Linked DNA regions of Mus musculus: regions 2, 3 and 4 are each linked to region 1. A link is a contact called in ENCODE Hi-C or POLR2A ChIA-PET data. All regions are on one chromosome and are shown on one strand. Each heading gives the region's core, a stretch centred on a gene start or an enhancer-like site at or near the end of the contact. The rest is flanking DNA. Distances are from core to core; before and after follow the strand shown. Region 1 holds the start of Sde2 (SDE2 telomere maintenance homolog (S. pombe)). Region 2 overlaps 2900024J01Rik (a long non-coding RNA gene). Region 3 holds the start of Pycr2 (pyrroline-5-carboxylate reductase family, member 2). Region 4 holds the start of H3f3a (H3.3 histone A).

The links. A loop is a pair of places that touch in the nucleus more often than their neighbours do. ChIA-PET counts read pairs that join two places held with the same protein, here RNA polymerase II (POLR2A).
Region 2: POLR2A ChIA-PET joins it to region 1 with 46 read pairs in embryonic stem cell. The contact joins the enhancer-like site here to the promoter of Sde2 in region 1. A Hi-C loop is called at or near these places in 4 of 37 maps with a recorded cell type or tissue (T-helper 1 cell, T-helper 17 cell and v-Abl transformed pro-B cells). POLR2A ChIA-PET finds 5 or more read pairs at or near these places in 4 of 5 experiments (Patski and embryonic stem cell).
Region 3: POLR2A ChIA-PET joins it to region 1 with 20 read pairs in embryonic stem cell. The contact joins the promoter of Pycr2 here to the promoter of Sde2 in region 1. POLR2A ChIA-PET finds 5 or more read pairs at or near these places in 4 of 5 experiments (Patski and embryonic stem cell).
Region 4: a loop to region 1 is called in a map of gastrocnemius, with 12 times the contacts of the local background. The contact joins the promoter of H3f3a here to the promoter of Sde2 in region 1. A Hi-C loop is called at or near these places in 19 of 37 maps with a recorded cell type or tissue (T-helper 17 cell, adrenal gland, gastrocnemius and 4 more). POLR2A ChIA-PET finds 5 or more read pairs at or near these places in 4 of 5 experiments (Patski and embryonic stem cell).

The regions. Positions count from the first base shown.
Region 1 is chr1:180,847,903-180,855,597 of GRCm38, reverse strand. It overlaps Sde2 (SDE2 telomere maintenance homolog (S. pombe)), which reads right to left and starts at 4,447. Exons shown (of 7, transcript NM_145943.1): 1 at 4,306-4,447. The coding sequence starts at 4,425. It also overlaps the pseudogene Gm20305.
Region 2 is chr1:180,791,347-180,799,041 of GRCm38, reverse strand. 2900024J01Rik (a long non-coding RNA gene) reads right to left here. Exons shown (of 3, transcript XR_373751.4): 3 at 6,413-7,416. Among named protein-coding and RNA genes, the nearest start is that of 2900024J01Rik, 17 kb to the right of the region's middle. Within about 2 kb of position 4,826, at least 1 of the 3 ENCODE cell types and tissues checked has a DNase peak (open chromatin) inside an H3K27ac peak, as active enhancers do.
Region 3 is chr1:180,900,100-180,907,794 of GRCm38, reverse strand. It overlaps Pycr2 (pyrroline-5-carboxylate reductase family, member 2), which reads right to left and starts at 3,521. Exons shown (of 7, transcript NM_133705.2): 1 at 3,265-3,521; 2 at 2,981-3,051; 3 at 1,742-1,921; 4 at 1,411-1,632; 5 at 1,108-1,200; 6 at 842-1,005; 7 at 1-318. The coding sequence starts at 3,331. The coding sequence ends at 153.
Region 4 is chr1:180,808,472-180,816,166 of GRCm38, reverse strand. It overlaps H3f3a (H3.3 histone A), which reads left to right and starts at 2,562. Exons shown (of 4, transcript NM_008210.5): 1 at 2,562-2,696; 2 at 4,218-4,368; 3 at 5,897-6,050. The coding sequence starts at 4,241.

The DNA.
Region 1 (7,695 bases), core at 3,198-5,697:
GCACAGGGCTCAGATCTAGCAAGGCAGAAGTCTCACTCATTTCTCCTGACCTCTATACACTGGGGGTCAATTTAATATCAAAACTGATCCAAAGCTTAAAATGCATATCACCCTGACGTGTGTAAGTGGGGAGAGAGGAGAAGGAAGAGTCAGGAGTACATTTTAGGTGGTTTTGTTTTGTTTTTAGTAGAGTGCTTATCTCAGTATGTTGCCTAGATTGTCTACTCAAACTTGCAAGACACCAGGATGTGCACTGCCACACTCAGTGAGAATTTCAGGTTTCACTCTAAATAAAACTACTGGCCTGGAAAGGTGACCATGCCTTTAATCCCAGAACATGGATGGCAGAGGCAGACAGATCTCTGTGAGTTCCAGGATAGCCAGGTCAATATACAGCCACAGTAGCCTTGGCCTTCCTATATCAATTAGCAATTAAGAAAACGATTCCCAGATAATCCCACAGGTCAATTTGGTAGAGACAATCCTCCAACAGAGACTCTCTTGGCTATGTCATCAAGAGAGCCTAACTATACAAAGAAGGTAATTACAAATTAATTGTAGAATAATGACAGTTCACCCACAGCAAGAGAAGGGCAGGCTGCACACAGGGCTGAAAGACAGAAGTGCTAATGTGAAGAGAAGCAATCTCTTTCCTTCTCAGTGATGGAAAGGTACAGGAGACACCACTGCAAACAAGAGATAGGGCTTCCCCAGCTGGGGACTGGGGGCATCTACACAAAATTAGGATAAAGGGTTGTTTAGTCCATGTAACTGTCTACCTTAAGTTGTAAAGATTCACCTCATATTGTTTTTAAACTAAAAACCACTTTAACATCTTTATATGTAATACATATTGTATATGAATTTTTTGTTTTGTTTTGAGACAGGGTTTCTCTTCATAGCCCTGGCTGTCCTGGAGTTCTCACTATAGACCAGGCTATCTTCAAACTCACATGCCTCTGCCTCCCTGACGCTGGTATTAAAGCGACTCACTCCAAATTTTTAAATAATTTTGAAAGACAATGTGAAAGCAGAAACTTTATTTCCAAACAAAATTGTTCAGAGAGGGGCAAAGACTGCATCAAAGCTGTACTTTAGTCAGAGAAGGGGCGCTTCTTCCAGCTGAGGAGGCACTACCAATGGACGCTCAGAAAGATGTTCAACCACCAAAGCAGCAGCCAATGATAGATATTTGTGGAGAGTGTCACACCGAAAATGAGATAAAGTCCAGGGATCCCATCAGATGCAGAGAATGTGGATACAGAATAATGTACAAGAAAAGGACTAAAAGATTGGTGGTTTTTGATGCTCGATGAAATGGGGGAGTTCAGAAGTGTCTTCATTCATACATTTGCCTTATTGATGTTTCTCTTTAATGTATAGCATTTGGCTTAGTTTACTTAATGACAACAACTGTATGCCTATGATTTCATTTAGAAATACAATTGTATTTTAATACTTTGTATAAAGGAAATTTTGGTTTAATATATGGCTTAATTTATTGTTTTTGTAATTCCTCACACAGTGAAGATTAAAAGTATCCCCCCCCCAAAAAAAAAAAAAGCTGTACTTTATTTCCTTTTTACAAAAAGATTTCCTTTTAAAATCCCTTTTCTGGCTGGAGAGATGGCTCAGTGGTTAAGAGCACCGACTGCTCTTCCAAAGGTCCTGAGTTCAAATCCCAGCAACCACATGGTGGCTCACAACCGTCCGTAACAAAAAATCTGATGTCCTTTTCTGGAGTGTCTGAAGACAGCTACAGTATACACACATATAATAAATTAATTAATTAATTAAAAAAATTTTTTAAATCCCTTTTCATTGTGTGTAAGTGTATGACATGTCTGTATATAAGTATGGGCATGTTGGTGCAGGTGCCTTCAGAGGTCAGAGTCGTCCACATCCCTGGGGACAGCTGGGGTTACAGTGGTTTGTGATCTGCCTGACACTGGTGCTAAAAGCCAAATCTGAGACCTCTGGAAGAGCAACCATTAGGCCATCACCCAACCCCTTGCTTTTCTAGTTAAGATTCCTGTCTATTGGGCTGGAGAGATGGCTCCATGGTTAAGAGCACTGACTGCTCTTCCAGAGGTCCTGAGTTCAATTCCCAGCAACCACATGGTGGCTTACAACCACTTGTAATGAGATCTGATGCCCTCTCTGCTGTGTCTGAAGAGAGCAACAGTGTACTCACATAGAATAAATAAATCTTTAAAAAAAAATCCTGTCTATTAAGTTTCTAGTAGAAAAAAGAATTTGGAAGAATTTCCTATTTTATCAAATGTGTAGATTATACATTTCCCAAATGTGTAGATTATAAATGTTCCAATACACTGTATTCACCCACACCTTTGCAGGATCAGCCTACCAGCCTAAGCACCAGAGACAACGTGCAGTCCACTAAGGTCAAATGTACTGACCCTCTGCCGTGAGGAGCTGCAAACAGAGAAACCATGGCAAATGTCTCCAGTTCCTAACAAGAAAACCAAGCATCGCTACAAGAAAAGAGGTTAAGAGAAACTTAAATGACCAACGTCAGGCTTGAACCGTTGAACACACCAGGCTCCTCTTCCCTTGGAAATACACATTTTGGATGCAGAATATTCTACTCAGGAACCCCTAATTGGAAGTTGTACACACACCTGGGCCTTCATGACAAAGGGCAGCAGAAAGTTGCTGTCTTACTGACACCTTCAGCAGCCGAATTCTTCTCATCTCCAGTTTTTAAAACCAACTTTTCCCCCAGCAAATAAGAAAGGAGTAGATTGTCAAGGTCCTTACAGCATTTTACTACTGCAGTATGTCCTTGGGAGTCTCCTATTAACTTGTAGTCACCTTTACTGATGTCTGTTAAGGCTAATGATCAACAGGGCAGAGGTCTTCCTCTCTCAGCGAGAGATAAAACTTCTTCATGGATCAGAACCGTTTTGCTTTAAAAAGTATAGCTTGAACTTGAACTATCTTGATTTTTCCTATTTCATCAAACTGTCCTTAGTAAGCTGCTTGCACTCACATTTACTGTTGTTAAGTAACAGACAGACTCAAATGCTCTCTGATAACTGCTTCTGCTTACCTGTTCTCCAAACTCAATTCTATTGGGGGTTTTTTCTGGATGTCTGGACTCCCATAGTCCATGTACAGTGCCTCTGTTAAATCTAAGGACGAGGTGATAGGAGGCTGTTTTGCTTTCAAGCAGGGTTTCACATAGTCCAGGCTGCCCCAAAACCACTATAGAGACGTGGCTAAGAACCCCCAAACCTCTCAAGTGCTGAGATTAGAGGCATACACCACCAGGCCCAGCCTTATTTCTGTGTCCTTTCAAAAAAGTGTATTTCCAACACTCCTCATTGTTAAGATTCTATTGTTTATGGATCAATTTTAAGTTTAAAAATAAAACTTGAAAATTATTCTTCAAATACATTGAAAAGTCACCTGTTTTGGAAAGTATCTGAATTCGAATGGCTAAAAAAAGGTTCTGTTTTTCTTACTAGACCGCAGAATAGAGAAGAAAACAAAGGCTAGATGTGGTGGGACACACCAATAATCCCAGCCCTCCAGTATGTTCAGAACATCCTGGGCTACAAGGAAAGACTTTCTTGTCCTTGTTTTTTAAAGGACAAAGAAATTAGAAAATCACATATTCTTCTTGGAACTCATCCAAGTCTCTTTAGGAACAGATTTGGTATTTTAACATTTGTTATGTTTCTACATAACAAGCAGAGAAAACAGACTACAACGAAGGCGCAGTCATACAGAAAAACTGTTCTATACCAAACGCCCAGATTAAAATTAGACTCAGGGAACCCAGTAAACTCTTTAGATGATTGAAGAGGTTTGAGATTTCCTAGTCAGTATAAGCCTGCTTCTTTGGGAATTAAAGCTTAAAACTTTAGAAGCACTTAACCAGGGTTTTATATCCACATGGCAGAGTCTAAAGAGGCCCAAGAATATCTGTGAGTGATTGGCTCTGTCAGGATGACTCCATATCCTTCTCTAACCGTTCTTTGGCCTGGATGGGTGTCCTGAGGGTCGGTAAGAAAGCATATTCCTATCTATAATGTGAATGTAAGAAGAGAACCTTAAAGGTATCATTTGGGGGGATAAAAGAAACAGAACGAGAGTTTGTAGTCGAGGTTGGACAAAGCGCAGTAAATGGACGGAGATTCTCTTACGACGTGGGGACAAAACAACGACTGCCATAGACTAGCAGAGGAATGTCCCCATATTAGTCAGAAACACCCAACGACGAACCCAGCCTGGCTTGGTGATCTCTTTCCCCCATTTCCCGGGAACCGCCATCCTCACCTGTTCCTGGCAGTGTCGGTAGATCACATCGCGCACGGAGCACCCAACCGAGGCACACGGCAGCGCCTTCCACACGGTACCGGGGCCGCGAACCCACGCCACCACCGCAGCCTCCGCCATTTCGTCTGGTGACGGAACCTCTGGACTGCGACAGGCACTAGGCGACACAGCCATCCGGTCGCATCTCGATGACGGAAGGCCTCGTCTTCCAGCGCCCCGCCTCCCGGGTTTCCACCACTCACCCCCGCCTTTCCGGAAGGCGGTCACGTGGCCCGGCGTCACGCGAGCTGGCGTGGGGGAGGGGGACAGGAAAGGCCTGCCTGAGGCCGATAAGACCGCGGAGCGCTGGAGCTAGGCGTTGCTAGGGGCGGTTGCTAGGGCGGGGCTCAAGGGACTGGCTATAAAGGGCGAGCTCTGGGCGCGGTTGCTGCGCTTGGGCTACAGCGCTTTGGCTGGGGGTGATAAGCTGCCCGTGGCTCCGCCCAGCGCCGCAGGCCAGCGCGCCACTCCGGTTTGTGCAGCTATTTTTGGGATTGGGAGGGCTGTGTCCCAGGCAGCCACTGCTTCCCGGTGCTGCGGGGAGAAAAACGGCTTCCTCTACCCGCGAGGCCTCCCAGTCCTAGAGAACGGCCCCCAGTGGTCCCCAAACCGCAGCCCCGGCCTGCGTAGTTCCCTAGAGGTTTATGTTCATTTCCTGAACCCCCCTTCACGTTCCTTCCATCACGTTCGGCTCGTTCCTATTTTTGCATGTTTGCGCTCTGCGCTGTCCCCGCTTCAGCTGTGTTTTCAAAATATTTCACAGCAAATGGGCCCTTGTGAACGGCAGGGGCGGGAGTGACGTTTATAGCCATACTGCTTCCAAAAACCCCCGCTGTAACGTTCTTTCTGTGCCCTGGGAACACTCGCGCAGATTTTACAGAGAACAACTTTAAGGTTCGGGTGCTGAGGGAGGCCCTTAATATTTAATATGCTGAGATGATGTTGTCTCTGAAATACTAAACAATTTAAAAGCTGCTAGCATGAAGCTGGGAGGATTATCGGGAGGATAACTCAGTCTCCTGAACACAGATGCCCTGGCCCGCAGAGCCATATTCTCGGCTGTTAAGATGCAGGCCGATGGAACTAATCGCTGAGGAGAAAGCACAAAATCTTGAAATCCTTTAACTGTGAAAATGAACAAAAATAGGACTTGCAGTTCTGTGGAGTTATAGATCTGTTGGTGCACACAGGCGGGAAAGCGGGCCTCCATGAAGATTCCAGGAGATGAAGAATAATTACACAAAGCATGTTGTGCATAGAAGCAGTATTTTATGAGTGTTGTAGTAGTAACCCAGAGGCCTACAGGCGTCTCATCCGATACGTAAGCAGGACAAACTGGGAAGCATGTGACCTTCCAGACAAACTGGGAAGCATGTGACCTTCCATCTTTTCCCATTCTGTCCGTTAGCATGTGGTCCTAACTGCTAATTTATTTTTTTCACCTTTTGGGAATCAAATGACCATTTCAAGAGCCTGGCAGCTTCTTCTTCTGCAAGGAACCAGATCATGGTCAGTTTAGGGTTATGTAACATTTCTTTGTCAGAATAATGCTTTGTAAGCTGGAAAGTCCCAGAAGGATTCCCTTCTAACAAGAAAAGTCCACGTCATTTATTACAACTATCTACTACTGCTCTCCAAAAACCTAATGTCTGAATGAATTCACTCTTTACCCCTCGGTTATATTTAAATCTCTGTTATGAAGAAGACCCAAGCAACCAGCAAGCATTTGTCATTTAAAATACAAAATAACCATTATTAGCTTTTCAAGGACACAGACCTCTTGAGCAATCTATAATCTGTTAAACCTTCACAATGAGCTCCTTACACCGTGAAATACACAAAATAGATGTTACATAAATATTAGTTGGCTGTTTGATGGATTACAGTCTAACTTAATTATTCCTGGTGTGCATCTAAAGAAACATATTTTCCACTAACTTAGGACATTCTACTCGGAGGATACAGAAACCAATTTGAATTGGTACCTATAAATTCATTTAAATAGTGAGAGAGAGAATGAGACTTCAGAGTTGAAAGGCATGGCCAAGAACATGATATATACTAACTGAGGAAAGAGCTAGAAACAACTGGTTAGCTTGGCTGCTGGAGCTATGTTGTCATACCCAGTGCCCAGTGCTGTGGGGTGAGGCTTGTGAGTGATTGTGTAAAAAGAGAGCCACCTTCCCCCATCTCATGGTTTCAGATGAAGAAATGACAGGAAGGCACTTGTATGGTTGTGACAAGTTAATGGGGGGGGGGGGGAGGTGGGGAGCAGTTCCTCAATTGCCAAATCCATGCAGCTGTGCCCTGTGCTCCTAGGACCACACTTGGCGCTCGTTCAGATAAGCCACACTGGCTTTGTTCCTGCCTGTGTTCCCAAAAGAATGACTCCAGCTGTACATCTGCTTTTTAAGGACCGGTTCAGCTGCCAGGAGAGAGACACGATGGGATCCTGAGGCAATGTGGAGTGATTGTTCACTGCCAGGAAATGACAGCACGAGACAGTGTTTGTGTGGCAACCCATGACAGGGGCTTGACGGAGCCAAATGGCACGTTGTTCTGCTCGAGCCAGAAGCAGAGCAGGGTCCTGGCACTTCCCACAAACAAGAGTGAGGCTCCCAAAGCAGTGACTTCTCCAGGTTGTGTCCATGTGTGACTCGCCAGACACTCTTCTGTGTTTCCAGCCATGTTCAGGCTCAGCGGGAAGGAAATACTGTTAATACCATTTTCGTGACAAAAGGACAATGGGACAAGCTGACTCCTCCAGTGCCACAAATGCAAAACTGCCATCAATTCCCAAATTGGCAAGTGTTGTATTATAGGATGGCTTCAGCCCTAGAAACAATGAGGTCGGCTAGTGGGAATGAAAAAGAAAAAAACAAAAAACCGGCAGCTGGAGAAGAGCCTAGAAGTCCACACTAGCGGCGGATGTGTGGAAGGCGGAGCCTGGAGCAAGCCCCAAGATGTTTGGCTGTCAGGGAAAGCAAAACTCCACTCTCCTTCTCTTATTGGATGGAAAATCACAGGAACTAGCAAGGGTGAGGTGGAAACAGAGGTAGAAAAGGGCTGTGTTTAAACACTCATGGTGGGAAAGAGAGGGCAGAAAAGGAGCCCAGGAGAGGGCCGAGCCGCGATCCGAGGCTGAATAACGAACCCCGAGCCTCCCTCATTGTACTGCCAGCAAGCACCTCCTTCAGGGTGGATTCCATAGAGTTTACATTATAACAAATCTCTAGCTTACAAAAACATTCTTTATCATTGTTCTCACCAACACCATCAAGTGGCTTGTTTCCTGGAGAAATCTGAAGGCAGGCTAAGAGATAGGTAAAGATGCTTGTGACCAAGGTCCAT
Region 2 (7,695 bases), core at 3,577-6,076, 57 kb after region 1:
CACAGGCACACACAAAATCACAGACACACACCCAAGGCGCGCACACGGGTGCACACAAGACCACAGACACACATAGACAGGTACACACTAGGTTACACACAAGACTACAGACTCACACACACATGGGTACACACAAGACCACAGACACACCACACACACACACACACACATGGCCACACACACCCCCCACACAGACAGCAGAATAAACAGGCTCCTCACCATCTGCTCCATCATTTTCTTCCCTTCCCCCACCTTTCCCATCAGCTTTTACTCTCCAAGGTGCATCTAAGCAGGGCACAGTGGCACATACCTTTAATCCCAGCACCGAAAAGCCAGGGCTTCATAAAGAGACATTTTCTCATACAAAACAAAACCTAGAGTTTATAGAGGTGGCTCAGTAATAAGAACACTGGCTGCTCTTCCAGAAGACCTGGGTTCTATTCCCAGCACTCACAAGACAGCTCACAACTGTTACTCCAGTTCCAGGGGATCCAACACTCTCACACATATATGCAGGCAAAACACCAATGTACAGAAAACATTAAAAACAAAAAAAAAAAGCACACACACACACAACTCCATCCAAAATAGGATATCACATTAGATGCATGGATGTCTTGCTTACATGTATGTGCATGCAATATTTTCATGAAGTGTCCAGACAAGTCAGAAGAGGCCATAGGACCTCTTGGAACCAGAGTTATGCTTCATTGTGAGTCGTCATGGGAGGCCTGGGAATGAAACCCCAGTCCTCTGCAAGACCAACAAGTTCTCTGAACTGGTGGGCTGTCTCTGGACCAGCCCCTGTTCTTTTCCTTTGTTCTGGAGACTGGATCTCTCTGTATCCCTAGCTAGCCTAGAATTCACTATGTAGACCTAGCAGAACTCACGTGCTAGAAGTGAAGGTATGCATCACCATGACCCAACTCTAACCTGCTCTGTAGACCAGGCTAGCCTTGAACTCAAGATCTGCCTACCTTTGCCTCCCAAGTGCTAGGGTTAAAGGCATGCACCACCACTCCCAGCTACCCTGTTGTTTTTAAATTGATTGTGTTCAGGACTGAGAATTGAACCTTGAGCCTAGGTGCATTCTACCACTGGGCTATACTCCCAGTCCCTGCCTCCAGGTCTTTAAGCTTCTATAACCTTAATATATGTAAAAATAAGTGTTTTTCACTGTCATCTCCGGTCTTACTGCCTCAGTCTGCTAACATAGGCCTAATCCCTGAAGCTTCTAGCCTCCATACAATCTAAATCTAGAACCTTTTTTTTAACTCTGAGGACTTGCTGCTGAATAAGCTCACCCTTTCTAGTTCTTTCTGAGCTATTGCTGACTGATTCAACTCAGCTGTTGTGGCTGTAAAATTCCTCTCCAAGCTGACTGATTCAATCGGGCTTCTTTCAACGTCTTCTGAATTGCTCTGCTTGCCTTTCCTAGTCTTTATGAGCTGCTCCTAGGTACCAAGAGATGCTGTGGGCCTACAGAACTGAACAAGCCCTTATATCCACAGGGCTGCATTCTGGTGAGAGAAATAATGCATTCAAGTAGATTATTAAATATATTGGCAAATGCTAAAGAGAAAAGAAATGGAGATAGATATGTTGTAAAGGAATTGGTACCGAGACGTGGGTGGGGAGGTTGTCACAAGTTGCCATCAATAAGATGTCTTTCGAGTAAATTCCTGAAGAAACAGAGCAAGGATCAGGGTGGGAGAGAGAAGTATGTCTGTCAGGTCTTGTTGCTTCCCATCACTGCTGACAGCCTGGGGTGCTCAAGGAACAAGAAGTAGGTATGGGCATGTCTGCAACAGAAGACAAGGAGGACAGATGTGGAGCCAGACCATGTGGGCGTCATAGGACCTGCAAGGACACTGGTTGGGCGTCAAGCTGAAGGAGGTGGTAAGAGATGCATTGGTGAGATCATTCCAGCTGCTGTGTGTCAGTACACGAAGAGCAGGAAGGAGGACCAGATGGGAAACCATTTAGTAAGCTAAATGTGCAGTGACAGAGCGCACTGGACTTAGTGGTGGCAACCTGGATGTTCTTGAAAGATAGGATGGCGAGGACCTGGTGGATGTAGTGGCTGTGACTCTGCCTGAGAAAAGAGGGTCAGTGGTGCCAGGGACTGGGGTCTGAGTGGCTACAGGGAAGATGTTACTGAATGGAACAAGAGGCAAAGCAAGTCAGGCACTGGGAGGTGTAGGGAACCACAAGGATCAGATCCTCAGGCCACAGCTCCCACAGGGAACTTAGGCTGTGGTCCAGTGGTATTTATTTCCATTTCAGACATGAAAGGAGAAGGTGTGGGTTTGCCCTGTGTTTCATCAGTGCCCAGCCCGTGTCTCAGGTAGGTCCGTGTTTGAGGGGGTTGTTTCACTGAGATACAGTCCTACTGTGGAGCCCAGGCTGGCCTTCTGATCTTCCTGCTTCAAGTCCTGAAACTTCAGGTGGGTACCGGTGAGTCCTGCTGTCCCTGGACAGAACGACCCTGTTTCCCTGTTAAACTCCTGAGCTCCATTCCTTCATAGTCAACAGTGTTTGGTCTGAGGAGATTTCAGGCTTTGAGCAGAAAACTGTCAGACTATTGAAATTGTGACCATAACCAGAGCATTTTACCTACACTCTTGCTTTAAGAGGTGTGTGTGTGTGTGTGTGTGTTTTTCTTGAGATAGTCTGGGTATGACTTCAGTCTCAAAAGTCCCATGAGCTCACTGGTCATAGCCTATAAAAACAGCATGAGGAAATGGAGTCAGGAGGACCAGAAATTCAAGGTCATCTTTGTTTCTACATATCAAGTTTGAGAGTACCTGAACTTCATGAAAACATGCTGTCCCCCACCCCTCACCCCCACCATGGAATAGGGCTAGTGAAAAGGTTAAGATTAGTAGTGGGTAAAATATTTGCCACCAAACCTGAATACCTGAGTTTCATCCTCGGAACCCACAAGTTGGAAGGAACAATAAAGAGAAACAGTCATAAATCACTGTTATCAAGGATATATAGTAAGCTTGTTTCAGAAATATTAAGTTGCACAAAGAAGAGTTCGGTTGAAGCTGCACTCAAGGGTGACTGAGTAAGCTACCCAGATGTGTTAGCAACTGTAGGAAGGGAAAGTTTTACTTCTGACGTATTAAAGATGCTGACTGTTCATTTTGCTCACTTGCTGGCGTAGTAGCTCAAACTTTTAATTGGAGCCAGGACCCAGGAGGCAGAAGCAGACAGGTCTCTGAGTTCCAGGCCAGTCTGATCTACAGAATAAGTTCCAGGCCAGCCAGAGCTACATAGTGAAACCCTGCCTCAAAAAAACAAACAGTTGGGTGTGGTCTCAGCCAGGTGGGATGAGTTGGTTAACAGCAGCCTAGCGAAAGCAGCCCTAGTCTGTCCTGGGATAATTAGGACAATATTTGTACATTGTAAATCATCCCATTCGTCCAAACAACCAAAAGGGGAATTTCTGTCTCTGTGAAAGATGTAATTGGTCAAAATGTAACGTAGGGCCATGGATCTATACAAAATGCCAGGAGTTAGGTTCAGGGCTGGTCCCCCTTGGTGCCTTGGTGGGAACCAGTCCTACATTGCTACTCTAGGTGCTGGGGTGACTTCAAAGTTGTCCTTGAATTCCACGTGTCCTTAAAAGGAATGAGGGGATGAACAAATAAATGTAACCCCCCCACACACACACACACACAGGGTTTCTCTGTGTAGCCCTGGCTGTCCTGGAACTCACTCTGCAGACCAGGCTGGCCCTGAACTCAGAAATTTGCCTGCCTCTGCCTCCCAAGTGCTGGGATTAAAGGTGTGAGCCTCCACTGATGGCTAAATGTAACTTTTTATTTTATTTGTTTGTTTATTGGTTTTTTGAGACAGAGTTTCTTTTTGTATCCTAGGATGGCCTGGAACTCGGTCTGTAGACCAGGCTAGCCTTACTGTGTGTGTGTGTGTGTGTATATATATATATATATATGTGTGTGTGTGTGTGTGTGTGTGTGTGTGTGTGTGTGTGTATTATGTCAGTGGTGGTGCAGGCCTTTAATCCCAGCACTTCTGAGGATTAATTATGCAGAGGAAGACAGATCTCTATGAGTTTGAAGCCAGCCTGGTTTACAGAGTGAGACCAGGTCAGACAGGGCTACACAGAAAAAAACCCCATCTGGAAAAACCGACTTAAGAAATTAAACAAACAAAAACAAACAAAAAACCTAACTGGGCTGGAGGAATGCCCCAATGGGTAAGAGTACTTCCAGAGGACTTGGGTTCAGTTCCCAATACCCTCATGACAGCTCACAACTGTCTGTAACTGTAATTCTAGTTCCAGGAGCTCTGACAGTCTCACACAGACATACATACAGACAAGGCGCCAAGGCACATAAAATAAAAATTATGAGAATGTATAAAAAATCTACTTGAGTCTGATTCTGAGGAGGGAAGGGAGGGAAGGAAGGAGGGGAAGAGAGAAGTGGCTAGGATTTCATTTGTCACTAGCTTCAGCGTGAAGTCCACAGGTCCGAGGTATGCCAGGCTTGGCTGACCCAAGCACCATTGACCCTGAGGCAGCACCAAGGCAACCACGCTGGCTCCAGGCTGGCCAGCAGATGGCTGCTCATCAGCTCCTTCCCGCAAATCCCGGTCGCTGCGTGGTGTGTCGGAAGGCTAATCCTGCGGGTGCCCTGACCTCAGCCCTGACTCCGGTCCCCCATCGCTCCAGTGCATCCCTATAAGCCACGCCTCCCTGGAGCTGGCTCTTCCCGCTCCTCCTCCGTGCCGGTGACGCCCCCAAGCTCCCTCGGGCCCCCTCTGCTGTGTCCTGGGGACCGGTGCAAACTGGTTCTCCGGGTGGATTTGTACCCTCCGGAAGGAGCGGAGCTGGGCCCCGTCCCTAGTCTTTTGTGCCTGGAGAACGGGTCTGGGTCATTAAACCACTCAGCGAAAACGCCCTCTCCTCCAAAACCCCCGGGACTTGGGTGACATGTTGCGTGCAGTCTACGCCTGACTATATGCCCTTCTAGCTTTAGGTTTGTCTCCATGGGTCCCCTGCAAGGAGCTGAGAGACTGGTAATCTAGCTGACTCTTGGGAGGCCCCAAAGTAGGGATGGAGTCTAGGAGTTTTCACACCTGATGAAGCTGGCTAGGCTAATACTGTGGCCTCAAGAGGTTACAAGTCTGCGGATCCCGACAGGAAAAGGTCAGTCGTAGCAGATTGCCCCAAAGTCATCAATTCTGAGGTAACCGTGGGGCCTGAAGAGCTGAGTCAGTAGAAGAGGGAATTCTAAGCGTCCCGCCCCGGGGGGAGGAGCTAGGTCTTAGGAACACCAAAGATAGGTAACTTAAATAACTTTTCGCGCAACTGTTGTTGACTTGGACAGTCACGAGATGGGGCTACTTCCCTTTGGGACTGTTTAGCTTCTATTGGATGGGGAGGGGCCCCCAGAAGGCTGACGGGAAGGCATCCTACACACAAATGTCACAATGACGCATTACTTTGACCCTCTGCTCTACCCTAGGCCCTGTCCCCATGGTGTTTGCTCTGTGTTTGAGACCGGGTCCCCTATGTTATCCACCCCTTGAGTCCCAGACCCATATATGTTGGCCATATTACCATCTCCTTTCAGAGACCCGTTCTGCCTTGTAAGACAGAGCCTCATTCAAAGCATTGGTGCCCAGTAAGCACCTGGCTGCTTATCCCTTCTTTCCATTAGGTCAGCTGCTCCTGGGCAATCAGCTGCTCCTGTGTATGGGATTAAACCAGGTCAGGCCATTTCTACTCTGTGAAAAGCAGAGTCCTTATTCTGAGGCAATACTGTGTGGAGAACAGCGGTGGTGATGAGGTGCTGTGCGGCTGAAACACTGAGGGCAAGGAAAGCATCCCCCGAACCCACAAAGGACAAATCTCTGTCCTTAGCATGATGGAAAGAATCCAGTGTGGTCAGCTTGCACTCGGTGGCTGGCTAGGTTCCTGGCTGGGTAGCAATGTGGGCTGAACATTGGTCTCTGCTGTTGGCCAATCTACTGCTACTAAGCAGTAGATGCCAGTTAAGTTCAGTCATCCCTGTGCTGTCATATGTATAACTGCCACCCTTTCTGCCATGATCACTGCCATATGGACCCACTGAGCAAACACTGGGGTGGCTGGAAAGAGACCAGTTCACTTCCACAGGTTGGCAGGAATTCTCTTTGGAAGTGGTTTAAATGTGTCGCCCTGACAGATTTTGCATTAAAAGGGTGATACTGGGAGATGAGACCTTGAAGAAATAGGACTAAGTAGATTTTAAGTAAGATTTAAGAGGGGGCTGGGGGAGGTGTGCCTTTTAAAAGTGTGTTCCTCTCTTGTTCCTAGCTGTGAGGTAGGGGTACCCACCATAGTATGCTGCCTTGCCCCAGCTCAAAAGAAACACCCAAAACCTGAGCCCAGATAAACCTTTCTCCTTGTTTATTTATCTATATAGTGCTCTGTTTGCATGTATTCCTGCATGCCAGAATTGGGCATCAGACCCCAGTATAGATGGGTTCGACCCACCACATGGTTGCTGGGAGTTGAACTCAGAACCTCTCAAGAAGCAGTCAGTGCTCTTAACCTCTGAGCCATCGATCCCCCTACCTTTCTTCTTTTGAACCTAATTGTCTCGGGCATTTATTTTATTTTATTTTATTTTTTCAGTGCTGACTCATAAACACCTGTGACACAATTTCCTTCTTCCCATTCTGTGCCTATCTGGAGCGCTCCGGTCACACACATCCTCTGTCCTGAGGCCTGGTGGTCACCTGACAGCAGTGGTTTTCCTCCCTCACTGGCCAGCCGAGTCATTGTAGATCCCTGCCTCCGTCCGTCTCTCAGTTGAGGCCAAGTACACAAATACACGCGCGCCTCTTGATGCTCTGCCCACTGCAAGACATTCTGTTACCCAAGTTATGCAGGTCCTCCTGGAGTGGGCTGAGGGCTTCAGCTGCCCACTTTCTGTTGGTGCCAGCATATCCTGCAGTGCCATCTGTAAGCCAGGCTTGAATTCATTCCTTCTCAGCCAATTGATCCCAAGGAGCAACCTCGGAGGTCCCAGGAAGAGTCAGTGAAGCAAGAGCCGCCATGGAAGGCATCTAGGCCACCTGCTCACACGGCTTACCTGGGCCTTCTGCACCTGCCAGTGCAGATCTCTCATGTGCCATCTCCACAGGGTGACAGACTGCTGCTGTCAGTGAGTGAGAGGCCATGCATGCAGGACCCACCGGCTGCCTGATGAAGACCCACAGCCACGAATTGATGGCCATCTGCAAACACGCCACACACTTGTCCTCTAGCCCTGGAGGCGTGGGCTGCGTCGTTCTCAGTAGAGCTTGCCTAAGCTGTATCCAGTGACTCCACTTAAGTGGTGTTGAATCAGCTGCGTCACAGGGCCAAGTGAAGCCGTAAGGACTGCTACATTCCTATAATTCCAGCATGAAAGAGGTTGAAGTCCGGAGTTCAAAACCAGCCTGAGCTACTTAGCAAGCTTAAGCCTAGCAAAAGTACCTGCAGCACAAGCCTGGGGGTCTGAGTTCAGATCTTCAGCATCTGTAAAAGGCCTGTGCCTGTGATTGATAGCTAGTGTGTGCCTGTGATAGCTAATGTGGACCTGTGATAGCTAGTGTGTGCCTGTGATAGCTAGTGTGGGCCTGTGATAGCTAGTGTGGGCCTGTGATAGATGTAGTGTGTGCCTGTGATAG
Region 3 (7,695 bases), core at 2,272-4,771, 53 kb before region 1:
TGGCATCAGCCGCCTCTTCAGAGCACCTTCTGCCACGGGACAGGAGAAGGACTCGGTGGCACCAGGTGAACAGATGTAAGCAGCTTCACCCCCAGACCTGAGCCTGCCCCTCCCTGTACTACAGGGGACAGGGACACCCTACAGAGTCCTCCTCACTCCTTCTTGCTTCCCTGGGCGGGGTTTCTTGTAAGGAGTTTCCCTGAGCTGGGTGGGGCCAGCGTGGACACCGTGGGTGACTCCAGCTTCACTCTGTCCAGAAGGGTCTTCTTAAGGGCAGCAGGAGACACCTTTTCTTGGTCAGCCATGGACTGCAGTTCTCTGTAAACAAAGCCCCACCAGGAAGATGATAAACCTCGGAGCCAGAGCTTTGCGCCTTCCCCAGCTATACAGACCCAGACTCTCAACCCGACGCCACCAAGACTCAGAATCCCAAACCAGAGAAGCTCCAAGCTTCTTAAGAGTCAAATAACTAACAGGGGATATCCCAGTCCCCCGGTGCGATCCAAGCTAGGTACAGTGTTCCAGTGATATCGGTGACCACACAAGAAAAAAAAAAAAAAAAAAACTAGGGGAAGTTATAGAATTTGAAGCCAGTCAGCAGTTGAATCCCATCTCCATCATTTAACTGTTTGATCTCGAATGTACCCATCTACATAAACAAAGTTAATCATAGCCATCAGAAGTGCGCTAAGAACTAAGTAGAGAAAGGTTAGCAAACCCTTGGTTAAAGGAAGCTTAAAACTGTGGTTATCAACAGAGCACAGACTCTGACCGCGCTCATGAAATCTTCAAGAGTAACACCAACGGAAGAACTCAGACAGGGGAGAGCGAGAACGCGCACCTGGTTCGGATACAGGAGGCCTCAACCGCATTGATGAGCAGAGAGCGGAAGCCCCCACTCTCCAGGAAGTGCAGGGCATGGATGGTGGCCCCCCCAGGGGAGCAGACGTTGTCCTTGAGCTGGCCTGGATGGTCCTCTGAGTCCAGCAGCATCTTAGCTGCTCCCTGAGATACAAAGCAGCATTAGACTCAACCCAGGCCCAGCTCGGTGCCCCTCCCCCAAAACACAACCCTAAAACCAACCACCAACCGCGCAAAGACACTAACCAGCAACGCCTGAGCTCCCAGTCTGACCGCCAGGCGCCGCGGCACGCCCATCTTCACCCCACCATCTGCCAGGGCGTCCAGGGCCATGAATGCCTGTGGAGATATTCTCTGAACACAGGAACCAAGCATCCGCGCACCCACACACCACAGGCGGCTTTCTCAGGTGACTGGGACCAATCCTGAAGGTCAGCTCCTTCCACCAGCCAGCCATGTCCAAGAGATGTGCCGGCTGCCCTCTCTTCCGCCAGCCCCTCCTGCTGCCCAGGATGCATGCAAGCCAGTGGGCAAGTGAGAACCACTCACATAGGCAGGCCCGCTGCCGCTGAGCCCGGTGATAGCATCAATGAGGTCTTCCTCCACCTCTGTGCAGAAGCCCACACTGCTCATCAGCTGCTCCAAAAGCTTGCCGTCTTCCACCAGAGCATGGGTGCCCGTGGCATACACGGTGGCCCCCTCTCGGACCACCACGGGCGTGTTGGTCATGCAGCGGATCACTTTGGGGGCCGGCTGGAAAGCCATCAGCTTCTAGAGGAGGAGAGCAAGCCAACTGAGTGTCCAGGACATAGCTCCCTCGGATCTGAGCCACTCCCAGGCCACCCCTCCTCTCACACAATGGGCACCGGGGCAACAGCACCTTCTCCACAGAACTGATGGTGACCCCGGCTGCACAGGAGACCACGATGTGCCTCTCCTGCACGTCGGCTCCAATCTCATCCAGGATGAAGGGGATGATGTGGGGCTTCACAGCCAGGAACAGGACGTCGCTGTGCCGCACAGTGTCCTTATTGCTTCGGGTCAGATTCACACCCATCCTCTGCAGTAAGGAGTAGGGGACCCTGTCCGTAATGCTAGGTAATATGGCTGAGCCCGTGCCACCCATAGAATAGCAGACCCTCTCTGTCAACTGTAGCCAACACTCTGTTCTGTGCCTTCAGGGCTCCGTGACTATCCCCAAATGGCAGCTTTCCTTTCCTGCCACCGGACAAATAGGTACAAAATGGTAAGCTGCTCCACCATGGCCAGGAAAGTGGCTGTCCCCTCAACCCCAGCAATCTCGAACCTCTCTGCCAGGTGAGAGAGAACTGATGGAAAGAGCTGAGCACCCAGAGTCTGGAAGCAGAGCTGCAAAGCCCACTCCCAACCTCACAGCTGTTTACCGGAGTAACAAGTCTCCACGGGGCCCCCTCTAGGGCTCTGAGGTGCATAGCTGGGGTCCTACAGCGTTGGGGACATAAGCCTATACTAGGCACAAACAGTATCCACAGTGCTTCATCTGCTCACCTGTCCCACATTGGCCAGATGTTAGAAGACTTGGGACATTAAGCTTTATTGAATAAAGAAACTACGTAACTCACCAAGTCCCCTAGCAACGCTGTCATTTACAACATCGGTAAGCAGAATTTTCCAGACTTAGAAGCCAACACGGGCTATGCAGTGAAATTCAAAGCAGACTAACAAAAAGAACCTTTTTTTTTAAAGAATTATTTATTTATTATATGTAAGTACACTGTAGCTGTCTTCAGACACTCCAGAAAAGGGCATCAGATTTTGTTAAGGGATGGCTGTGAGCCACCATATGGTTGCTGGATTGAACTCAGGACCTTCGGAAGAACAGTCTGTGCTCTTACCCGCTGAGCCATCTCACCAGCCCAAAAAGAACCTTTCTTATATGCCTACTTTCACCCCAGTAGGATCCGACACTAACTTTGCCTGGGAGCTCCCACCACACAAGGCTGCCTCAGAGAAGGTGCAGGGCTTACAATGATGACTTCCCTAAAGGAGAGTCGGAGCCTGCCAGACTCAGGGCATCTCCGGACACGCTTTTCCTGGGCCTCTTCCTCTTGCCCACTTCCCTCCATCCCTCCTAGCCTACCCTGAGCGCAGACACCGTGGGCAGGTCCATATCCGGGGAGCTGGCTATTATCTTGTGAGCCGACAGGACGCCTACAGAAAACAAAGTTTTTCAACTGTAGATCATGGCCCAATCATGCAGTCCATCAATGGAAGCCAACAGCAGCTCTAGCAGTGCCGGCCTCCGACGCTATGCTCCCAGCAGATGGATGCAAATCTACCATCCATTCACATTCACTCATCGCCCACCCACCCACTCACTCACTCGTTCACTCTGGTGAGAGGGAAGGCTGACCACGCGCTCACCCGCGGCCGTGAAGCCCCGCGCCAGAGCACAGGCCAGCTGGCCTGCGCCGATGAAACCCACGCTCATGGCCGCAGGATCCCGGCGAGCGCCGATCCGGGGACTCTGGGGATCCCGGGGTCAGTGTCCGCGCGTGGAAAAAGATGGACCCGAATTGCTCGGAACAGCTTTCAAACCGGGATGCACCAGATGAACTGCTAGAGAGGCCCCAAGTATCCCAGAGCATCCACCGCCAAATACGCAGCCTCCGGTTGGCCACGTGTCCAAGGCAACCAATCCGAGGCTCGGGTCTGGGGCGGACCAATCGGCATCGCCGTCAGGCCGTGCGCCCGCCTCCTGATCGCGCAGCGGGTGGAACCTGTTAGCTCCGCTGGTGCGGGTCTGCTTGGCCCTGCCTGGGACACTGGTAATTCCTGGTTAGAAGAGTTGGTTTCTAACTCTGGTTCAGGAGTGAGATCTCCAAAACGCCTATTAGAGATGTACCCCTCATGGACACCAGGCTACAGCTAGCCAGCTTCGGCATGCTCCTTCCGAAGTAGAACTAGGTAGAAAAGACGAATTACTAGATCATGATTTGTTGATTTATTTAGTGATTTCCTTAAAGCACTGCTTGCACGGCCTGTTGGCCAAGCATGACTTCTCTTGCTACCCGGAACAGGGCGACCTGGAGAAACAGCTGAGACAGTGAGAAATGACTGCTTGTTTGTCCACCCCACCTTGTGGTTTTAGAGTATACAAAGAGACCCAGCATCGAAGCTTTTCAGGAGCTGTCCCGAATCACCAGTGACATCTCCTCTCTTCCATTAGAATTGTATTGTTTATTCCCAGAAAGATTTCTCGAAACATGTCCAGACGCACCAGAGGGCTCAGGAACAGCCACAAGTTGGGTTTGACTTTTGGAAAGTGTTTCACTATGTAGCCCAGGCTGTTCTTGAACTAGTGACCTTCCTGCCTCATCCTCTTGAGGGATGGGATTATAGGCGTGTAGTACATACATTTCTATAGTATACCAATCATAAGCAGTTTCCCAACGCCACCGAAACGTTATTTTACACAAGATTCTAACGTGTATTTATTCCATTAATGGACGAACCAAACAGTTAAAGTGGAACGATTTTTTTTTTCTGGCCAGAATCTCTTGCTTTGTTGCCCAGGCTAGACTTAAGTTCCTGAACTCAATGGACCTTCCTACCAGTCTTCCTAGAATTGGAAACTACATACATACTATCTGCTTTCTTGTATTCTGCTACAGTGAGGTAGATGAATAGCTACCTTCCCACCCAGCCATTTGGGACACACCCTCCAGGAGTGCCCCACCCTGACCCTACCGTCCAGCCCTTCCCTTCCGGACCTCCCAGCCAATAGGAAAACCAGTTCAGCCTCCTCCCTCCCCTCTCCCCGGGTTCTCCGCCCCCAGCATCATTTTTATCAGTGCCTCAGGGCCTTCACCCTTGTCTTATCCTTAAGTAACACGCCTGCCCCTTCTGAGAATTAGGAAGAACCAGACAATGGGACAGAGTACTGAGGTGTCCCAGGCTAGGCAGATGGCCAATCTGCAGCAGCCAACCCTCCCTTAGCTCCCTGTATTACACAGGAATCCATGTCTATTACCCAAAAATTAGGTTCAGTAGAAAGCTATGTCTTTCTTTTTCTTTCTTCTTTCTTCTTTCTTCCTTCCTTTCTTTCTTTTTTCCTTTCTTTCTCTTCTCTCTCTCTCTCTCTCTCTCTCTCTCTCTCTCTCTCTCTCTCTCTCTTTCTTTTTCAGTATTTCAGATGAAACCCCGGCCTTTTACATATCAGGCGTGGGCTCACCGTCTTCAGTCTCACCATCGAAGGAGAACCAATATGACAGTTTTTGGAGAATAGCTCTCTATTTCCTTTGAAGACATCTGAGAATAGATTTAAATCTTGATGTCTTTGTTAGAACACTTCAGCGAGATAAGCCAGGACAGGTTGTGCAGATCTTGCAATGGCTGGAGTCTAGAGGCAGAGGCAGGATGTTTGAGAGTTCCAGGCCAGTCTGGGATATATGACAGAAGAAACCCTGCCTCGAAAAAATAAATTATGGGCTGGTGAGATGGCTCAGTGGGTAAGAGCACTGACTGCTCTTCCGAAGGTCCTGAGTTCAAATCTCAGCAACCACATGGTGGCTCACTACCATCCATAATGAGATCTGACACCCTCTTCTGGTGTGTCTAAAGTCAGCTACAGTGTACTTATTTATAATAATAAATAAATCTGTGGGCCACAGCAAGCAGGGACTGAGGGAGCAGGGTTGATCAGAGCGAGCGGGGCAGACCAGAGTGGGTGGGGTTGACCAGAGGAAGCAGAGGTCCTAAAGTCAATTCCCAGCAACTACATGAAGGCTCACAACCAGTTAAAGGGTACTCATATACATAAAATAAATAAATCTTTAGAAAAAAAAGAAAAAATGAATTAAAGTTCCAGTTTATTGTTGGAAGGCTGGGAATATAACTCATTCAGTATCGTGCATGAAGGACGGGGCTCCTTCCCCTCCACTGCATTACCCATGAGATGGTGCAATCCCAGCATTTGAGAGGCTGGTTATTAGGGGCACAAGTTCAAGGTCACCCATGTCTATACAGCCTGCCTGGGGACCAAGTCTCAAACAAACCAACAAAAGATTAGGCAACATTATTTCCTATGTAGGACAGACTAAGATAACCAATTTTAAAGACAAAACTGATGAAACTTTTTCATCTTTGGATTTTTGTAACCACCTCATGCAAACCAATGATACGTAGTGTGGCTAAGGGTAGCCTGGAGTAAGCTGGGCCACAGTAGTGACACAAGCCTTTCGACCCAGTCCTCTGAAGGCAGAGGCAGACAGATCTCTAAGTTTGAGGTCAGCCTGGTCTACAAAGTGAGTTCCATGACAGCCAGGGCTATAAAAGATATAGGACCCTATTTCAAACAAAACAAAACAAAACAAAAGACTATACAAACAAATACAAAATTGAAAAATTTAAAGTTCCACTTCTAATGGGGTTTGGCTTGCTGCCTATAATTATTTCCTTCTCTTAAGAAGGAAATAGAGTTTCGTGGGTTTTCCTGTAGAGGTGTAAAAGAAATATTTGTTCATACCAACTAAGGAAATTCAGACAGACCAAAGAAAGATTGACAAGTTTGGCTTTTCCACCAAAAAGGTCCTTGCCTCTGCACCAGCTCCTAGAGCAAGAGCAGAATTAATTTGCAAACAGGTTCAGAGCGCCACCTAGTGTTAAGGAACTAGAAATGGCTGTAGACGCCAGCAAAAAAAAAAAAAAAAAAAAAAAAAAAAAGGCACCAACAAAACCAGACCAGAAAAGGGTATTTAATCTCTACTCTTCCCTTACTCTTAACAAGGAATCTGCTGTTCTCTCTGTCCAACCGTGGGTAGAATTCCTTTTTAAAAAGTGTTTTTATTGATGTGCGTGGGTAATTTGTGTGCATGTATATCTGTGTATTGCATGCGTGCCTAGTACCCACAGAGACCAGAAGACAATGTTGGATCCTGTAGAAATTGAGTTACACGCAATTGTGAGTTGCCATCTGTGTTAGGAATTGAACCTGGGTCCTCTGGAAGGGTAGCCAGTGCTTTGCCATCTCCCCATCCCCACGGATGGCTTTCTTAAAAAACAGCCTAGCACATAAATAAGTTACTCTACTAAAGATTCAAAGGACTAGTCTCTGTGCATTAGTTACAAAAATTTATTTTTTGTTGTTTATTTTTAAGACTTTCAATGCAGAGTTTCTCTTTATAACAGCCCTAGCTGACCTGTTATTTGCTTCATAGACCAGGCTGGTCACGAACCTGCCTCTACTTACTGGGTGTGGAGGTTAAAGGTGTGTGCCACCGTGCCTGGCTTTAGTTACAAAGATTTAAGTGGTGATACTCATGATAGACATACACTATTGCCTAGCCTAGCTCCACAAATGCTCGCCCACCACACAACCTTAGCCTCCTCTCCTTGGCAAGGGTCAAGATACTTTCTAAAGAGGAAGTGTATGTAATGCTCAAAATACTAGTTTCCAATGAGAGCTTGCATAGGGAATTTAAACTTAGTTACTGTGGTCCTCAAGCTTCCAAACTGGAGAGACTTTGATCATCCCTGTATCATCCAATCAGGCTGTCATCATTACCCATCATCCCCTTCTGTTGAGAGTCCTAGAAATGACGTAAGACACGGTAAAAAGCTTCCCTTTAACTTTGTTTCTTCAGATTATCTATGTTTCATTGTTGTTGTTGTTGTTTTGCTAAATATGAAAAAGGCACCGTGTTGAAGTATATTCTTGCTGAAGGTAGTTCTCTAGGGGGATGTTAAACACACCCGGGTCGCGCTGACTCTGGAGTAGAACGCAATGCTCAGGGCTGCCTGTTCCCTGGGCCGTGGTGCTTCTGAGCTGAAGCCCACTGCTTCTTTTGTTTGATT
Region 4 (7,695 bases), core at 1,313-3,812, 38 kb after region 1:
CTTCCCATGTAGACTTAACAGGTTTGGGACACCGTCCGGAGAGCAGGCTAACCTCCTACTCCCAAAGGTCCTCCCGGGTCTGATTCTGAACTGCTAGGATTATAGGCATGCACCATCACATCTAGCTTTGCCAATTTATCCTATCCTTTCACTTATAAGCAAATCCTAATTAGCGGCCATAATTATCTTATTCTAGGCAAAGATTTTAACCTGATTTTAAGCTCTTGCTCCCCTCTTTCCATTACGATAAACTCCAAATGTTGAGGGGTGGCTGAGCTCCAGGAGTGGAGTCTGTCCTCTGGGGCTGTTGGCATGTGCCTTTAATCCCAGCACTTAGAAAGCAGGCAGATCCCTGGGAGGTGGGGGCCAGCCCGCTGGTCTACATGTCTACATGTCAGTTCCAGGCTAAACCAAGAGCTACACGGGGAGACTCTAAGACAACAAAAGACTAACCTCTGGTGCCCCTTAAGAATCCTTGAAAAGAAAAAGGCTTTTTCTCCCCCCCAGGAGCAGCTCTCCTAGCGGCGCCATGAATTGGAAATAAAGCCTGTTTCTATTAGCTACAGTCGTTTGCCATCCTCGGGGCTCCAAAGCATCCTGTCCCCTGGCCAAGTGCAGCTTCCCTGTGCAAGGCGATGCTTCTAGAGAAGGACTCAATCAGGGCTGGACCGGTACCGGTGCTGTTCACTGAAGCACTCCCAGTCTTCCAAAAATTGTTCGGAGCAGAATTGGCATGCCATATATATATATATATGGCATATATATATATATGGCAAATCTGGAAACTTCCTGATTACTAAGAGGATAACCAGTCATATTTCCAGAAAGAGCTTGCGGACTACCATCACACAAGTAACTACTATTTCCATGTCAGAGATGGGCAACTTCAGTCGGTTCACAGAACCCACAATCCACACGAAGTAGTTCACCAGACAAGGTCCTTCCATCCCTTAGAAACATCTGCTTAAAGCCAGGAAGAATGTATGAGGAAACCTAGCATACATAGATAGTACTATCTATGACAAGCTAACATTTCTTGAAGATATGACTGATTCAATTGATATGTAACAGCCTTCTTGGATAAATCCAGCAACAAATATTTTAGTTTCCTGAAAACAAAACACAAACAAGCAAGAGGGGAAAAAATGCTTCTTGGCTCAAATTATAGGAATTTTTCACTGGCAGCTCTGTGGAGGGTTTTTTGCATATGTGCATTTAGGGTAGTATCGCAGATTGCATGTGTTCATCAACACTTAACACTCATTAAATAATAATGAAACAGGAGGCCTGGGTTGTTGTTTTTTTTCCCTCTAGGGTCTGTTCCTCAGTTCAGTGACCTTGGCCAAATCCATTTCTTCTCTCATATCTGATTTCCACATATCTGTTTCAGGATAATGTTCATGATAAGACTGCTTTGAGAGGTCTTCAGATTACATGTATGCTACTGTCCTTCATCAGTACCCTACGGGACCTTTGTGACTCTTCTACCGAAAGCCTTCACCCAGAGTTGTGTAGCCTGGTCAATACCACCTGGGGACGGTTCAGATGTTTGTGGGTCACTTAATGAGAACTTGAGCTATGCAGTCTGTTGCCCAAGCTACTGGGCAGAAGGAAAGCGGGAAACAGCTTTTCCTTCTACCTGCCGTTTCAGCCTCCTGTGTCTGACATTAGACTCTTATGTCACGAGATTTCTGCAGCGCTCCTCCAAACAGCGAAGGGGTGGAAAGGCCTACTCTGCCTTAGACTGCTACAGCTGTGTTGCACATTGTCTCAGAGGCTTACAAAATAACAGCCATCTTGCACCAAGAACCGCGGCCTAGGAAGAGGGCGAGCCCTGTCCCTCGGCCCCGGTGCCACCACCTGCGACGCGCTGACAGTCTCCGCACTGCCCCGCAGGCTGCCCCTCCTCTCCCGGGGCTAGAGTCTGCGACCGACTTGTCCTCAGGCGACTTGGCCCGAGCCTCCGGACCGGCCCGCGCTCGGCGGGGAGCGAAGGCGGGAAGAGGCCCGCGGGTCCCCCGCCCCTGGCGCGCCGCGCGGTCCGAAAGTGGGCGCGGGACTGGGGCTTCCACTTTGCCAGCTAGCTTCCCGCTTGGGCGCGTTTTCAACTGGGGCGCGGCGACCGTACGGTCCCGGCCTTCTCCCCGCCCCCACACGGGCCGGGAACCTCGGGGGCGCGCGCGGGGGCGATGCCCCTCCCCCCGCAGGCCGGGCGCTGGTCCGCAGCCCGCGCCGCCCTCCCCGCCCCCACACCCCCCGCTGTGCACCCCAAAGCTGGGCTTCGGGGGCTCACTTAACGCCTGCGTCCGACGGGGAGGGAGTGTGGGCCGGGGACGGACTAGGGCAGACGGCCCCTCGGCGGGCCCCTCGGCGTGTCTTTTGTGTTTGTACACACCGCGAGAGGCGGCGGGAGGAATGGGCGGGCGGCGCGCGGGGGAGGAGCGAGCGCGCGCCAGCGAACGAGCGCGCGGGGGGAGGGGAGGGGCGGGGCGCGCGGGGGCCCTGGGCGGGGCCGAGCCTTCCCTCCATTGTGTGTGATTGGCTGGAGCGCGGCGCGGGGCGGGGCGGCGTGTGTAGGGGAAAGCCTCGGTGTCAGCCATCTTTCAATTGTGTTCGCAGCCTTCGCCGCGCCGCTGCCGCTCTCCAACGCCAGCGCCGCCTCTCGCTTGCCGAGCTCCAGCCGAAGGAGAAGGGGGGTAAGTTTCTCCGTTTGCCCGCCTTCCCGGAGCCGGGCTCCGCTCGCCGTCGGCCTCGTAGGGGCCCACGGAGGCACCCACAGTCCCCCCGGGCTCGACCCGCAAACTTTTTGGCGCAGAAATGGAGATGGGGAGCGAGTTTGCCTTCCGCGGGCGGTGGCGGCGGCGGCTCCCCGGTCTCTCCGTCTCAGCCCAGCAGTGGCACCGCCGCGGCGTCGAGCCTGTCTCCCTCCGGCGCCGCGGGCTCCTCTTTCTTCGGTGAAATCCCTCCCGCTGCCCCTTCCCGGGACCCCAGACCTTCACCATGTCCCGCGCGAGCCTCTTAACTGCCGCCTCCGGGTCCCAGGCCCCAGTTTTTCGGGCGCAAAGGGGGTAAAATCGCCGCCGCTTTCCACCCCGGGCTAACTCGCTTTTTGCTGCCTCTCCACAGTTGTGCCTGAGCTTCACCATCTTGTCTCTCTTCTCTGGTCACCGACCATATTTTTTTTCCCCCCGTTTCTCTCTTCCCCATTTTAAAATGGAAGGAAAAAATTTTAAGAACATTTTTTTGCCTTTTTTGGAGAAAAAGAAACGATGCTTATGAAATGCAGAAAACAAAAAAAAAGAACTTTTGCATTTTTGGAGAGCGGCACGTGGCAGGGGATGGGGTATTTTCGAACGATTTGCTGTTTGTCTCTCTGGAAGGGAATCGGATACGTTTCCAATTGTTTCCATTTTGTGCTAGTCTTCGGGAGCCGAGTCGCTCGTTGCCAGCGCGGGGTGCGGGGACCGAGACGGGCAGGTCCGGTACCCCGAACCTAGGGACCCAGGGGAGGCAGAACCAAAAGTTTATGTGGTGCTGGGTGGGCCGGGCGGCCGGTGTCGAGCGCTAATTAAGCCTGGGTGCGGGGCAGTCGGCTTCCATAGCGAAGCCCGGGAGGGGGACGGGCTTTGTGGAATGCTCACTGGCGATGGCTGTTGTTCTTGCATTTCGAGACGCCTTTTTGTCAACATAACTATAAAGAAACAAACCTCAAGAATGTTTTTAGATATTTACAGCAACCCAACTGCCAGGCGCGAGAGGGGGGCAGCAAACCGAGCGGGGGGGGGGCGCTGAAACCTTTTTCTTTCTTTTTTTTCTTTTTCTTTTTTTTTTTTTTGGCTGTAATTTGACTCGACCTTTCTGTGTTTGTGGCTTCGTTCATTTGACTTGTTTGTGATCGAATGTTTGCAGACGTTTCTAATTTCTACTTTAATTAAATGAATTGGATCGAAAGCCATGGTGGGGGGCGTCTCTCTGGTTTTGGCTGTTTTATCGCTCGGAAATAGCTTTATAAAGTATAAATGCTGACAATTTTCTAGTTTGTTTTAAATCATGTTTGGGCGATAGATGTAATCCGCGCCCTTCCAAACTAATTATATAACAGTCCCCCCCCCTCCCCCATACTGATTAATTTCCAGATTTGGGGGGGGGGGGTTCTGGCAGGAATACTGTTATGTTTTAGTTGAATCCGATATTTTTTGTTTTTTAAACACTGATAGGTAAGTAAGGAGGTGTCCTTACCATGGCTCGTACAAAGCAGACTGCCCGCAAATCCACCGGTGGTAAAGCACCCAGGAAACAACTGGCTACAAAAGCCGCTCGCAAGAGTGCGCCCTCTACTGGAGGGGTGAAGAAACCTCATCGTTACAGGTATTTCTAAAACGTCGAGCAGTGGGATAGTGTCTAAGCAGTATGTCCGTGTAATTTAACAGGAAGATAGTCATACTTTTTGCTATGGGGAAAAGATGTTTCTCTCTTTTGAATGATTATTACTACTTGAATATGTATGCATATGTTTGTGAACACATGTATCTTAGTATTCAGTTTGATAGATAACATTACATTTTGAAGCTGTAATCTGATCTAAAAGCCTAAAAAGTCATAGTATAGTCAACTAGTGCTCTTAACTGCTGAGCAATCTCTCCAGCCCTCTAGTATAGTCAACTAGTAATAGGACACGTTAATATTTTTTTATATGGCCCTTTTTCTTTTTTTTCTTTTCTTTTCTTTTTCTTTTTCTTTTTTTTTTTTTTTGGTTTTTCGAGACAGGGTTTCTCTGCGTAGCCCAGGCTGTCCTGGAACTCACTAGGCTGGCCTAGAACTCAGAAATTCGCCTGCCCCTGCCTCCCGAGTGCTGGGATTAAAGGCGTGCGCCACCACGCCCGGCTCTTCTTTTCTTTTTTTTAACTAGTGAAGTCATACACTTTTAGGCAGCTCCTCATTTGTGGTAAAGTAACGACTTATGATAGGGAGACCAGTAAAGTTCCCAATGGTCATATTTACTTGGTGGGTTTTTCCCTACCTCATTTAGATATAACCAGTGTTGTTAAAGACATCAGCCATTAGAGGGCACAAGTTGCCCAAATTTACATAGACAGATTTTACAGTGAAAAGCTCAAGAGTAGAAGAAATAAGTCAGAATTAGAAAATAATTCTATAGGCAGTAACTTAAAACATTTTTTTGGCTGGGCAGTGGTGGGGCATTTAAATGCAGCAGGCAGGCAGGTCTCTGAATTTGAGGCCACCCAGGGCTATCCATAGAAACCCTGCCTGGGGGGTGGGGAGCAGAAATTTTTTTTATTAAGAAAAAAAACCACAAACAAGTTTTCAAATGTAGTTATGACTGATGCTAGAATGCTGGGAGATAAGACCCACTGAAGTGAATTGTTGAATTATGTAAGTCTTAGATGGGCCAAAGGAAAGTGATGCTGACCTCAGAAGAGACTAGGCAGCCTCTACCAACAGCCTAAGAGCTAATGTGTTCCCACGTTTTGTATGTTTAGAAGGCAGGGCTCATGTAACCCAGGCTTGCCTGGGACTTAGTATGTACCTGAGGCTTATGTCACACCTCATGCCTTTGCACCCTGAGCTCTGGTACAAGTGTGAATACCACAACCAGCTCAAAGTCTCAGGTCTTAGCACAGATTGATGGGCTGTGTGTGCATGAAAGTGAAAATGAATATATGGCTTTGATAAACTGCCTTATCGTGCTTTTTTTATTTTAAAGGTGATCTTTTTCTTAACAGGGTTGAATATTCAGGTCATAAAACTGATCTGTGAAATTTGGTGTTGAAGAATAGTTGAGTGGGTCTTTTTTAAAAATTACTGCATTTATTTAAAGCTGATCACTTTATATCATATAGGCTTAGTAACAATTTCTTAAATGTTAACTTTTTAGGCCTGGTACTGTGGCCCTCCGTGAAATCAGACGCTATCAGAAGTCCACTGAACTTCTGATCCGCAAGCTCCCCTTTCAGCGTCTGGTGCGAGAAATTGCTCAGGACTTCAAAACAGATCTGCGCTTCCAGAGTGCAGCTATTGGTGCTTTGCAGGTAAATGGGTAGGTGGGGAAGACCCTAGTTTTGTTTGTTCCTGTTGTGTACCAAGAGCAGTTACACGTCATGTTTTCGTGTAGCTGTCATTAAAAGCCTGTAAGGTAATTGATTTACTCCTGATGAAATTTCAAAGTTAAATGGTTCAAGGTGGCTGGGCAGTGGTGGTGAACACCTTTAATCTCAAACCTTGAGAGGTTCAAGGTCATACATAAAAACCTAAATCCTGCCGGGCGGTGGTGGCGCGTGCCTTTAATCCCAGCACTTGGGAGGCAGAGGCAGGCGGATTTCTGAGTTCGAGGCCAGCCTGGTCTCCAAAGTAAGATCCAGGACAGCTAGGGCTATACAGAGAAATCCTGTCTTGAAAAACCAAAAAAAAAAAAAAAAAAAAAAAAAAAAACACCTAAATCCTAATTGGTTCAAAAGCCTAATGCAGTTATTACCATTTAGAATTTTTAACCTTGTTGAAAGCAATGCCTAAAGCTGGCTTGGTTTATGGATGTTACAAGACTTTAGGATAGAGAGCTAGATAGAGGTCCATTCTTGGTCATTTCAAACAGCTGATGGAGAAATGCCCTGGTCCTAAAGATATAGAGCAAGTGAGGGTGCAGTTTAATACTTAGAGTGGGCAGTGTTCAAGGATGCGCAGAAGTGGTGGTGGTCCTGGGACTGACTGCTGGGAAGAAGAAGGGGGCTGAGCACATGGAGCTTGCTGGCGGCAACCATAGAGATCACATTACACAGGCTGAATTTAGTCTCAGTTCTGGTGCTGGGAACAGTGATCTGGAGTGATTGTATGTGGAAGCACTAATAACTTACAACAGTATTAAAGTTGAGATTAACACAAAAAGACTTGACGAGTGTTGGTATCTCAACTATGAAAAGGTGGGGCTGCAGTGACCACTCTGGATAAGAGGTGCAGGGTTCAATTCCCAGCAAGCACATGACAGCTCCCTGCAGCTCCAATTCTGAGGATCTGTTCCCGTCACACAGACACACACACGCAGGCAGACACAGCGGGTCAGAAGCAGAGTAAGTAGGAATGCAGCTTGCTGGGCAGTACTGCACGTCATCATTGGAGGATTTCAAAGATTACTGTTGCTGTGCCTAGCTTTTGCTTTTATATTTGAGAAAGATTTGATAGGTGGATTCTACTCTGGTGTGTGATTGGTTGAGCTGTTTCTATGGTTAGGCTAAACTGCATTTGATTGGTGAATCGGCATCTATTAAATTTGCATGGGTTGAAATTACTGAAATTTCAACTATCAAAATCTTCCCATACTGTTCCTTTAGAATTTTATTTTTCCATTCCAATAGCTGCTTATCAATTCCTTTTGCATTTACTAAGATTCCCAAGATGAGCTACTTTTGTTTTCTAATTACTGTTAGTAGGCTCTACTTAACACATCACTGTACTTGTAAGTCCAGCTTTTTTTTTTTAACCTTACTTTCAATAATTGTTTGTCTACTGAAATTACTAAACATTTGGGCTGGAACATTTCTAAAATTATTAATGAGTAAACATCCATTGTTGCTATTATTTAGTTACATAATCACCTGTAAGCATGATTTTGAGTAAAATATGCACTTTTATATATATTTTTTTAATGTCCCCTGCATTTTTTTTTTAATGACTTGAGTTTAT